2 separate regions of the Homo sapiens genome follow, and region 1 is linked to region 2. A link is a contact called in ENCODE Hi-C or POLR2A ChIA-PET data. All regions are on one chromosome and are shown on one strand. Each heading gives the region's core, a stretch centred on a gene start or an enhancer-like site at or near the end of the contact. The rest is flanking DNA. Distances are from core to core; before and after follow the strand shown.

Region 1 (5,466 bases), core at 920-3,419, 190 kb before region 2:
TTCCCATGGGGATGGTGAAATGGGCCATTCCTGAATGGTATAATAAATCTCACCGAACTTCAGGCATGCCTGTCATCAGCCAAGTCCTCTGGTGGGGCTGCTGGCATTTGAAACTGAGGCTTCTCACAATGTATTTCATTTCTTCGGCTACTCAGTTCAAACTTCAGTTATTTCAGTGTTCACTCTTGTGTTAATTAGCTTTGAGGGAGAGTCACAAATAAAAACATCAGAAAGCTTTTTGCCGTCTCCTGAACAGGACTGAATGACAGGGAAGGATGAAGAGTGTAGGCTAAAATGTAAAGAAGACCCAGTTCCTGGCTCAAAACAACAGACCTCTATTATCTCATAGTTCTGGAGGACGGAAGCCCAAGATCAAGGTGTCAACAGGACTGTTCTCTCTCCTGAGGCTCTAGGGGAGGGTCTGTTCCCAGCCTCTTCTGTCTTCTTGTGGCTGCAGGCATTCCTGGGCTTGTGGCTGCATGGCTCCCTTCTCTGCCTCCATCTCCCCATGGCCTTCTCCTCTTCTCCCTGTGTTTCTCTCCTCTGTGCAGCTCAGGCACTTGGCATTGAATTTAGGATCCACCTGCATAATTCAGGATAAGCTCATGTTGAGATCCTTAACTTAATTACATCTTCAAAGACCCATTTTCCAAATAAAATCACATTCAGAGCTTCCAAGGGTGAGGGTGTAGATGTATCTTTTGCGCTGATATACTGTTCAGCCTACTACATTGCCCCTGGAAAAAATATGTTTTGATATAAAAATAAAGGTAGAATCCTTTTTCCTTCTTTGTCCTCTAAAAATACGGAAAGGAAGGAAGCCTTCCCATGGCAAACAGCTAGAGTCTTTTGCCCAAACCAGGCCTCAATTTAAGTGTTGTTCTTGATGTTTTGTGTTTAACATTTTTTTGAGGGTGAGGCTTGGGGGCAGGTTGCCCGCAGGAGGCACTGGCCTCATGGAACTACTTTCTATGATGCAGATTCAGTTCCTGGGGATTTTGGGGGGCCAGAAGGGGAGGACTATTTAAAAGAAGCCCCTAAACTTCACCCTGACACACAGAGTGCCTATTTGTGTTTTGTTTTGTTTTTTCCCTCAAGGGAGAATGGTTGTATTCCATCTCATCAGGGTCTCTTAAGATAAGCCCACACAACTGCTTTTGATATGAGAATCTAGACTGAATGTTCTAGGGCTCTCCAGCCTTTAGGAGGAAATGATATTATTTTGGCAGGTCTGCCTATGTTATGAGGGCTGAGGGCTTTCCGCTCTTACCCGCTGAATCAGCTCCCAGCCTGCCTCCCACCACCCCACAGGCCTCCCCACCATGGCGGGGCCTCCCTGCACCCTCCGAAGTGAGCCTGACCTGTGGTCCTGCTTTGGGGTCCTGAGTGTCCCCATCGGCCCTGCAGCTAGTATGTCCCTAAGCAGGTGGCTGCCTCCACCCTTCTCCTGTCTGGCTCTGTGCTGCCTGGAGCTGTCAGGGCACCAGAGCCCTGGTCCTGGACCTCCGGGTGGAGGGTGGATGAGCTGGCTTCCAGGTGGCTCTGCATTGTCTTGCCACCTGGCCATGAAGCTTCTGCTCCACGTCTCAGAGTCTTGCACAGAGTTCCTTCAGTTTCCAGTTTGTCCCCTTTCCCCCAGGCACTCCAAACCTCAGGTCTGGCAGGACGGACGCCATCCCAGCTCCAGCATTGGCCACTGCTCCTGGCTTCTTTTGGAGGCACTAAAACACTTCATTTCCTGAAATTTTCCTCTTTTAGCCAATAACTAAAGTCCCATAAACTCCACAAACATAAACCCAGTCTGGGGTCTGCCAGGACATCTAGCCGGATTGGGAGGAGGGTGGGAACATGAGTGCCATGCATCCACACCACACCTGTGAGCACAGCTCCTCCCTCAGGACCCAGGTGAGTACACAGAATGACTCCTACAGCCTTTCTCCCATTAAAAAAATAATAATAATAAGCCTGAACTTGTGTACTCCTTCTTCCTTTCCAGCCCCACGACGTTTAGTAAGTTATTTTCTCCCCACATCCTTTCCAGTTTCACGTGAGTCTGCCTTCCTCATTTCTCGCTGGGAATACGATTCCCAAAATAGCCTGAGAAAACTTTCTGTGGCATTGCCAGCCCCTGCGGGAGGGGCTCCATTATGAACTCCATGACTGGAGACTCCTGGCACCATGTGGCGAGGCTACCAGAAGCCGCATGATCTTGACCTTCAGTGAAGGATGTCAGTAAATTCCTTGTGATGTAAGAAGCAGTTAATGTGCACATAGAGGCCACATGCTCACTGAGGTGTCCCAAGGACACACTGGAATACCTGACCTAAAGTTTTGTTTTCCTTTTCATTTACCAGTTGCTCCTGCTATGCATTTTGATCATTGTATTGTTGTAGAAGACAGTAGCACAAAAGCCTTTATTTTTTGGGAATTTCAGCGTTGCCAGTTAATTATCTGGATCATCCAAGCAATGTCTACAAATTTTGTTCTGACACTAGAAACTTGATAGAGGGAGATATGTAGCCAAAATGAAGCACTGAGAGCATTCTGTGCCCCGAACCCTCCCTGATGTCAATACGTAGCTGATCATAGATAGCAGGAATTCATCCTGTTGAATAGTCACCAAAGAGAAATTCCCTTTGCTATGTGCTGTGACCAAATCTTGCCTAGGGGCCTGGGGAGAAAGTATGCCCTCTTTTCTCATTTTGTAATAAGCAAATCAACTGAACAGTGTTGTGGAGGCTAATATAGCTTCACAATTCAGACACTGTCTTGTTTATGGGATTCTTGGGATCAACCAAATGGATTCTTTTTTTTTTTTTTTTTTTCACATGGAGTCTCGCTCTGTTGTCCAGGCTGGAGTGCAGTGGCACCATCTCGGCTCACTGCAACCTCTGCCTCCTGGGTTGAAGAAGTTCTTCCTGCCTCAGCCTCCTGTGTAGCTGGGACTACAGGCACACACCACCATGCCCAGCTAATTTTTGTATTTTCAGTAGAGACAGGGTTTCACCATGTTGGCCAGGCTGGTCTCAAACTCTTGACCTCAAGTGATCCACCACCCTCGGCCTCCCAAAGTGCTGGAATTACAGGCATGAGCCACCATGCCTGGACTGGATTCTTAATAAGTCTCTGTTTGAGGGGAAGTCCAATAAAATATCTATGTCTGGAATCCTGTATTCAAAGAATCTTTAATAATGTGAAAAGCTCTCAGCTACTAGGGAGGCTGAGGCAGGAGAATTGCTTGAACCTGGGAGGCGGAGGTTGTGGTGAGCTGAGATCGCGCCACTGCACTCCAGCCTGGTGAAAGAGCGAGACTTCATCTCAAAATAATAATAATAACAATAATAATAATAATGTGAAAACTCATGATATTGCTATTTGTTTAAAAAGTATCAGTATGCTAAACTGTAGTTACAGTTTAATCTCCAAAATATCGCTTGCTTGATCTAGAAAATTTTTTACTTGGAAACAAAGGTGTTGATTCCATAATTCGTCTCAAAGCTTAAATGTAAGTTCCTGAGAAGCTGCTAAGCCTCTCAGTTGCTAAGCTGGTCACTCTAGGCCTTTGAAAGTTGCATCCTTTTCTGAGCACACCATTTTGATACAGGATGAAATGTGAAAGTTCTGGGTGCCAGGAAATGGGAGGAAAAGATGGAGGGAGGGGATTATCTCAGGGAAGGAGGCTGGTGACTCTGAAAAATCAACTGGGCTCAGTCAAAAGTGCTGTGGGCCTCAGTTGGAAACTGGAAGGGGACTGGGGCCTTAGCAATGGGGAAATTGACAAAATCAGGCTGCTGTAATCTCAGACAACTTCACCTTCTTTTGAACAGAACACAGCCTGTCCTTGTTGGCATTCTTTCATCACTCCTTCACTTTATTATATTTAAAGTGAATGGGTTAAATTTTCCCGTTCACTCAGATTGGATCAGAACACAGAACTGAGGTGTTAACACGTGCATCTAAAACAAGATGATGCCCTGAGTTTCAGAATAAAACATGCCACGTGAGAAAAATATATTTTAATAAATATAAACTTACATCCTTTTAAGAGTTTTTGTTCTTTTTTTTTTTTTTTTTTTTTTTTTGAGATGGAGTCTTGCTCTGTCACCCAGGCTGGAGTGCAGTGGCGCAATCTATGCTCACTGCAAGCTCCGCCTCCTGGGTTCATGCCATTCTCCTGCTTCAGCCTCCTGAGTAGCTGGGACTACAGGCATCCGCCACCACGCCTGGCTAATTTTTTGTATTTTTAGTAGAGACGGGGTATTAGCCAGGATGGTGTCGATATCCTGACCTCACAATCCTCCCGTCTTGGCCTCCCAAAGTGCTGGGATTACAGGCATGAGCCACCGTGTCTGGTCAAGAGTTTTTTAAAATAATTTTTTTCATTCCTTGAGAAATTACAGTTACATATTTAGGATGAATATTATCTGTAATTGGAAAGTATGTTTCATGGCTTTTTCTTGGCTAAATATATTTATTCCCTTATATTTCAAAATAGCCATAGTAGCCAATGTCTTCACAGAAAAGAGTAAATCAATTTATTTATTTAGTTATCAGACAATGAATACTTTTTAAGGGACTAATTAATATGCATGAGAATTGAAACAATGAGAAAAAAACCAGCCCCCAGTTACCCATGACCTTCAAAGAGCCAGAAATAGGACAATTATCACACAAATAAATGAGAGTGTCCACTGTGATCAGTGTTCTGAAGAAAGGAACAAATGGCCCTAAGGATATATCAGCTTCATGTCAGGGAGAGGAGAGGTGGCAAGGCCAGCCACAAAGGCATTCTCAGACCAAGCTGGTTTCCCCCAGGCTTTGACCCCACCGTCCACACCGGCTCCCTGCAGTCCACATTGGCCAAAGGCAAGGGTGCTGCCTGGAGGAGAAGCAGGGTGGGGGGGCCGGCCGGGGCACACACATCCAAAAAAGCATTAGTCATTCTTTGCGCTGGCCTAGAGGCCCGTCCATCACAGCACTTTGCAAATACAGGGCTGGATTCTCTACCTTATTTGCTGTTCTCTGTACTTGCCCTGGACTCACGGGCAGCTCACAATGGGGTGCCTTAATTCTGGATTTTGGGGGTGCCCTTCCTCTTGTACCTTCTTACCCCCACCCCTCAGATCTTTCAATCTCCTCATTCTCTGCTCTCTCCTCCTCACTCCCCTCCCCAAGGTCTCATGTCTTTTTCTGTGTGGTCTTCAGTGGGGGCTGACACTTGTTCATTCTCCATTCAGGTCTGGGGAAGGGGGAGCTTCAGTCCCTCAGGCTGAGAGAGAGGGAAGAGACTTCACTGTGGCTCTGCCTGCAATGGGACATCCAAAACCCATCAGATCCCTGACCCGGTGATGACAGCCAACCCACAGCTAACACATTGCCTGTGCCTCACTGGGTAGAACAGTTGTCAACCTCTGCCCACACCTTGATCTACTGGCCTCTTGAATCGTGAAAGGACACATTTCTGCT
Region 2 (5,840 bases), core at 2,616-5,115:
GCTACTATCAAAAAGACCAACAGAAATTAACAAGTGTTGGCAAGGATGTGGAGGAATTGGAACCTTTGTGAACTGTTGGTGGGAATGTAAAATAGTGTAGCCGTTATGGAAAAAAAATACAGCCGTTCCTTCAAAAAACTAATAATAGAATTAGATTATGATCCAGTAATTCCACTTTTGGATATTCCACCCCAAAGAATTGAAAGATATCTTGAAGAGATATTTGTACATTCATGTCCATAGCAGTATTATTCACAATAGCCAAGAAGTGGAGCATCCCAAGTGTCCATTGACAGATGAATGGATAAACAAAATGTGGTATATATGTACAATGGAATATTACTCAGCCTTTAAAAAGAAGACAATTTTGGCACATGCTACAACATACATGAACCTTGAGGCCATCACACTAAGTGATCTAAGCCAGTCATACAAAGACAAATACTATATGATTCCACTTATATGAGGTACCTAAAGTAACCAAACTCATAGAAACAGAAAGTAGACAGGCGGTTGTCAGGAGCTGGAGGGTGGAGAGTATGGGGAGTTACTGTTTAATGAGTACAGAGTTTCCGTTTTGCAAGATGAAGAGTTCTGGAGCTTGGTTGTGTGAAGGTACTTAACACTACTCAACTGTACACTTAAAAGTGGCTAAGATAGTAAATTTCATATTATGTATATTTTACCACAATTTTGAAAAGTTCCTCAGTTTACAGAACAGTAATGTGCCATAATGGAAAAACCACAGGGTTCCAGGTCAGGAAGATGTGGTCCTTGCCCCAGCCCTGCTTCTTTCTAGCTGTCTGACCCCTACAACGCTTCTTTCCCTTTCTAAATCACAGCTTCCTCATATGTAATATGGGGATGATCATACCCAAGAACAAATTTAAGGGAATCACATGTATGGAAATACTCGCGTATCACTATACAAATGTCAGCTGTTTAAGAAAATGATGCCCAGAAGTGTCAATGAAATGGCTGATGTTTATACAATCAATTAGTGCCAAGGACAGGGCTACAACACAGGTTTCCCAAGTCCCTGTCCAGTACCCACTTCTCTACACCTTTTGTTCTTGTACTTGTTGTATGTACAGAACAACTTTGACCCCATCCATCAGCTCACAGGGTCCCCTTTCACATTCTCTGCTATAATTATGGGTTGACCCTCTCTTGATGCTTAACCCCATCTCTCTGAACGTGATTTCTTAACAATGCCACTCAATGTCCAAACTGAGCAATGCTTGGCTGCATCTTTAGGAAGCACCTTGGAGATGTTGGTTCCCACTGAGCTGGTGGGTTCACAGCCATTTCACTGGCTACCCCTGTTCCATGCACTCACCTGACGAATGTGGGGTACAGCTCAGCATTCACCAGGCAGATCATTTGTATTGCAATGGTGATTCCCATTCGGCCAACACACATGATTATGATGTTTAACCAGTGCAGGTCTGGAAAGGAAGTACAAAGAGGGTGTGGGTGGTGGATGGGGGCTTCGTTCCCTGAGTTACTGTGAGAGGCCATGGTGGGTCATGCTTGGACTATTAGAGCTGGTGGGGCCTGGAAGTTTGTCTTATCTAACTTTTTCATTTTTAGATAAGTAAACTGAGTCTCAAGAGATTTGGGGAGTTGACGATGACATATTCAAGAAGACTCCATTGAACAGGGGAAAGAATGGGCTTTTTGAATCTCAGCTTGGTTTCCTGGGCTGTAAAATGGGAATAATGACACCCAGCTTATAGATCATCATGAGACTTAGAGCTGATGTATGTCAAATGTCCACTGTGACCACAGAATTTTAAAGTTGGCTTTTTATTTATTATATGATAGTATCCATTCTAGTTCAGTGCCTGAAACACAGAAAGCACTCAATAAACATAATCCCTCTAGTAGTAGTTCTCAAACTAACAAAACAGATTTCTAATCCTCAATTTAATATTTGTTTCCAATACAGTTTTAACCAAAACACCTTTCATAATAGTCTCAGAGGCTGAGAATGAGGGAAGCGAGCCCTTGTTTCACGCTGGCAGGCTGCTGTGGGGTTCTCGACCACCTGAAGGCCCAGAAAGCCCTCTCCCTATTGAGAATGATCAAAGAATTTGGCTTCATTGGAAAGAAGCTCAGATCCTTAATAACCACCATCATCTGCTCTGCATGGGTTACCCCCAGCACTGAAATGCAAGTAACCCTGTGACACACCAGCTCACTATAAAGGCCTCTGGGGTCACAGACACGATGTCAGCTTGACCCTTGTCCCCAGATACTGGCTATTTATGGAAATCTTGTATCATCTCACTCAGCCAGTGTGAGGGTCCAAATGAGAGTGCCCCTCACCCGTCTCATGGGTGCAACACAGTCTCTCTGCCTCCTGGAGCTCTCAGCCCTGATAGAGAAGCCAAGCTGAGCCTTCTGTTAAGGACCACACCTCATCTAGCTTCTAAAAGATAAAAGGCAAGGAGTTCACTCCAATGCCTCGAGGGAGGTCCTCATTCACAGGTCTTTAGCCTGGTGATGCTTGACCAGAGGTAAACAGCATCCCTGGCCTCAGAGAACTGAACATGCCTCCACTCTGCACCCCCAGGGCCGCTCATCACAGCAGCCAGAGGGACCCAGTTCAGACTGGAGTTGGGTCAAGTCCACCCCTGCTCAAAGCCACCAGTGGTTTCCTACCACTCTTGGGATAAAGTCCACAGCTGGCTACTTCCCAACTCACTCCACGCCTCACTCCACTGCTCCCCACGAGCTCGCCTGACCCTTGTCCCTAGATCCCGAGCAGTCCCTCCAATGCCACATTCTTCTCACCCCAAGGGCCTTGCACGTGTCAGAAAACTCTCCCCAGATTTTTACATGGCTCTTCCCACTTCATTTAGGCCTCTTCAGGCCTCCCGTGCCCATTGTAGAAAGCACTGACATCCTTCTCTTTTCCCTCTGGAATGTCAGCTCCATGGAGCAGGAACTCTCTCTGCTTCGCTCATGGTTGAAATCCTAGGACCTAGATACCTGCCAGCCATATAGAAGGCCTGGAGATATTTCCTGCGGGTTGAATGAATGACTGTCCTAAAATGTGATAAGGACTAAGACAGAGGGACGAGGGGAGGACAGGAGCTGGGAGGAGGGGGCTGGGGAGGGGACGATGCCTGGGCTCTGTCCAGGTGACAACTGAATGGACTTAGCCCTCGATGGCCCTCCTTCTTGGCACTCAGTGCTGTGAACTTTTTAAAAGTATGCCCATCCATCACATCTTACCCAGGATTCCAGAAACAGAGAGATTGGGAAGAAAGTGAGCAAAATCTATTTCAGATCCATGCTGCCCCTTTTCCTGTGTTCTCTGTTCTTTCTCCATGAAAAAAAGGGAAAAGAAAACTGAGCTTTCTTTCCCCAACCCTTTTTCTTTCCAGCCTGATCTACACAGCCTAGTTCTTGGGCATACAGATTTCACAGAACAGTCTCTACAATACCCTGCACGAAAGCCTGCCAAAATGACTCACTAAATCAGCAAGTGCAGAGCACACGCAGTAAAAACTGAGAAAAGAGCAGATCTGCCCTTGTATTTATTTTACAACATATCCAAGAGCAATGAATGTGAAAGGCAATTTACGTACTCAAATTAAAACTGACTGAAGTTAATCTGCTTTAGGTTTAAATGTAGCTTGGTTTATCTTTGATTGTAAGAATTACAGACTAAAGTATACATCCACCAAAATGGCCACTCTTAAAAAGATGAGCCAGATCAAGTGTTGGGAGGATCTGGAGTAATCGGAGCTCCCATGTGTTCCTGGGAGGAGTATAAAATGGTCTAACCACTTTGGAAAGCTGTTTGGCAGTGTCTGCTAGAGCTAAACATATGCCTCCCTGGGACCCAGCAAGTGTACTCACAGACCTGTACCCAAGGGAAATGAAAGCATGTGCCTGCCCAAAGATACGTGCAAGGATGATTTTAGTCCCAATAAGTGGCAAACATTGGAAGCAACACAAGTGACAATCAACAGTGGAAGGGATGCAGAGTGTCATATTCATACAGTGGAATCCTACACAATAATTTTGTTTGAAGTACCAACTACACTCTCATGTGACAACATGGGTGGGTCTCATAGGTGCAATGATGAATGGCTCATGCCTATAATCCCAACACTTTGAAAGGCTGAGGTGGGAGGATTGCTTGAGCCCAGGAGTTTGAGACCAGCTTGGGCAACATAGTAAGACCCCATCTCTACAAAAAATAAAAACATTAACCGGGCATAGTGGCTCACGCCTGTAGTCCCAGCTACTGAGGAGGCTGAGGCGGGAGGATCCCTTGAGCCCAAGAGTTCAAGGTTGCAGTGAGCTGTGATTGCACCACTGAACTCCAGCCTGAATAACAGAGCAAGATTCTGTCTCAAAACACAACAACAATAACAAAAACAGTATATTTGGTATGGTGCCATCTATATGAAGCTCAAGAACAGGCACAATCTGTGCTGACAAAGGGCAGAGTAGTGGTGACCTTGGAGGGGTGGCAGGGGTTGTTGTGAAGGAGCCTGAGGGAGGCTTTGGAGAAGTTGGAAAGGTTCCCCATCTTTACGTGGATCATGCTGCCCGGGTGTACACATTTTTAAAAACTCATGGAGTCATGCACTTATAGTTTGCTGATTGTATGTATGTTAAAACTCAATTTAATTTTTTTTTTTTTTGCTGTTTTTGGGGGTTTTTTTGTTTGTTTGTTTGTTTGTTTTTTGGGAGATGGAGTTGTACTCTGTCTCCCAAGCTGGAGTGTGCGATCTCGGCTCACTGCAACCTCCGCCTCCTGGGTTCAAGCAGCCTCCCAAGTAGCTGGGATTACAGGCGCCCGCCACCAAGCCCGGCTAATTTTGTATTTTTAGTAGAGATGGGGTTTCACCATGTTGGCCAGGCTGGTCTTGAACTCCTGACCTCAGGTGATCCACCTGCCTTGGCTTCTCAAAGTACTGTGATTACAGGCATGAGCCACTGTGCACGGCCCCTCAATTTAAAATCTAAAAAAACTTTGTAGACAAAGGTAGCACCTCATCTTTGTTCTCATTCCAGAGGCTTATCAAAGAGTCACAACACTTTCCCCACACTTCGATTGCCTGGGAAATGATGAAAGCAGACAACTTACCAACTTACCAGGTGAGATAAAAATCATGACGAGGCAGGCTGCCCCCGCCAACAAATTTGACATGGCCATGGGGTAGATGCGGCCCACGCGGTCAATGGTGATGAGGGCTATGAAGGCCCCCGGGATTTCGACCAGAGCGGAGTAAAGGAAATCCAGGTAGAGGTTCCCGCTGGTGGCGCCCATGTGCAGGATGAGCCCCTGATAGAGCACAGAGTCCGTGAACCTGAGCCAAGAGGAGGTTTCAAGTCAAAGGCATGAGTCAGAGACTGAAGAAAAAAAAAAAAAAAAAAAGCCCCTCGCAGATGGAGAAAGAGCATGAATCACTGGGTTTAGAATGCCCTAGAGCAATATGAGAAGAGGGGAGTAAAAATGAGAAAGAGTGTCCTAGAAGGGCCCCAATGATACATTTTTTTCATGATAGATGTGAGAGTCTGACTTGTAGGATATGCCTCCAAGTCTCCTGGAGACTGCACGTGAGGATGGCTACTGTTCACTGCAGATTTAAATGTCTGGTTCTGCACCAAGCCCTGCACGTGCGTACCTCATCTGACACCCCAACAGGCCTACGAGGAGGTGGGCAGGAGAGACCAGGAAGTAAGGGGCCAGGTGTCGGATTGCTTTATGAGCTGTGTCACCTTGAGGAAGTTAACTAACCTCTCTGGGCCTCAGTTCCCTCGTCTGTAAATGGGATTGTAATAGTACCTCCCACATCTGTTTGTCTTGAGTA

What was found. Hi-C counts contacts between places; a loop is a spot of excess contacts on that map. ChIA-PET counts read pairs that join two places held with the same protein, here RNA polymerase II (POLR2A). Pooled maps may share reads with other maps.
Region 1: a map of tibial artery shows a loop between it and region 2 (2.5-fold over the local background). The contact joins two enhancer-like sites. A Hi-C loop is called at or near these places in 1 of 168 maps with a recorded cell type or tissue (tibial artery), 1 of 37 single-sample maps with no recorded cell type and 2 of 50 pooled maps. POLR2A ChIA-PET finds 5 or more read pairs at or near these places in 1 of 52 experiments (IMR-90).

The regions. Positions count from the first base shown.
Region 1 is chr6:160,325,359-160,330,824 of GRCh38, reverse strand. No RefSeq gene overlaps it. Among named protein-coding and RNA genes, the nearest start is that of SLC22A3, 20 kb to the left of the region's middle. Within about 2 kb of position 2,169, at least 3 of the 41 ENCODE cell types and tissues checked have a DNase peak (open chromatin) inside an H3K27ac peak, as active enhancers do; they include tibial artery, where a contact is called at or near this core.
Region 2 is chr6:160,139,149-160,144,988 of GRCh38, reverse strand. SLC22A1 (solute carrier family 22 member 1) reads right to left here. Exons shown (of 11, transcript NM_003057.3): 7 at 5,122-5,336; 8 at 1,340-1,448. Among named protein-coding and RNA genes, the nearest start is that of SLC22A1, 20 kb to the right of the region's middle. Within about 2 kb of position 3,865, at least 8 of the 41 ENCODE cell types and tissues checked have a DNase peak (open chromatin) inside an H3K27ac peak, as active enhancers do; they include tibial artery, where a contact is called at or near this core.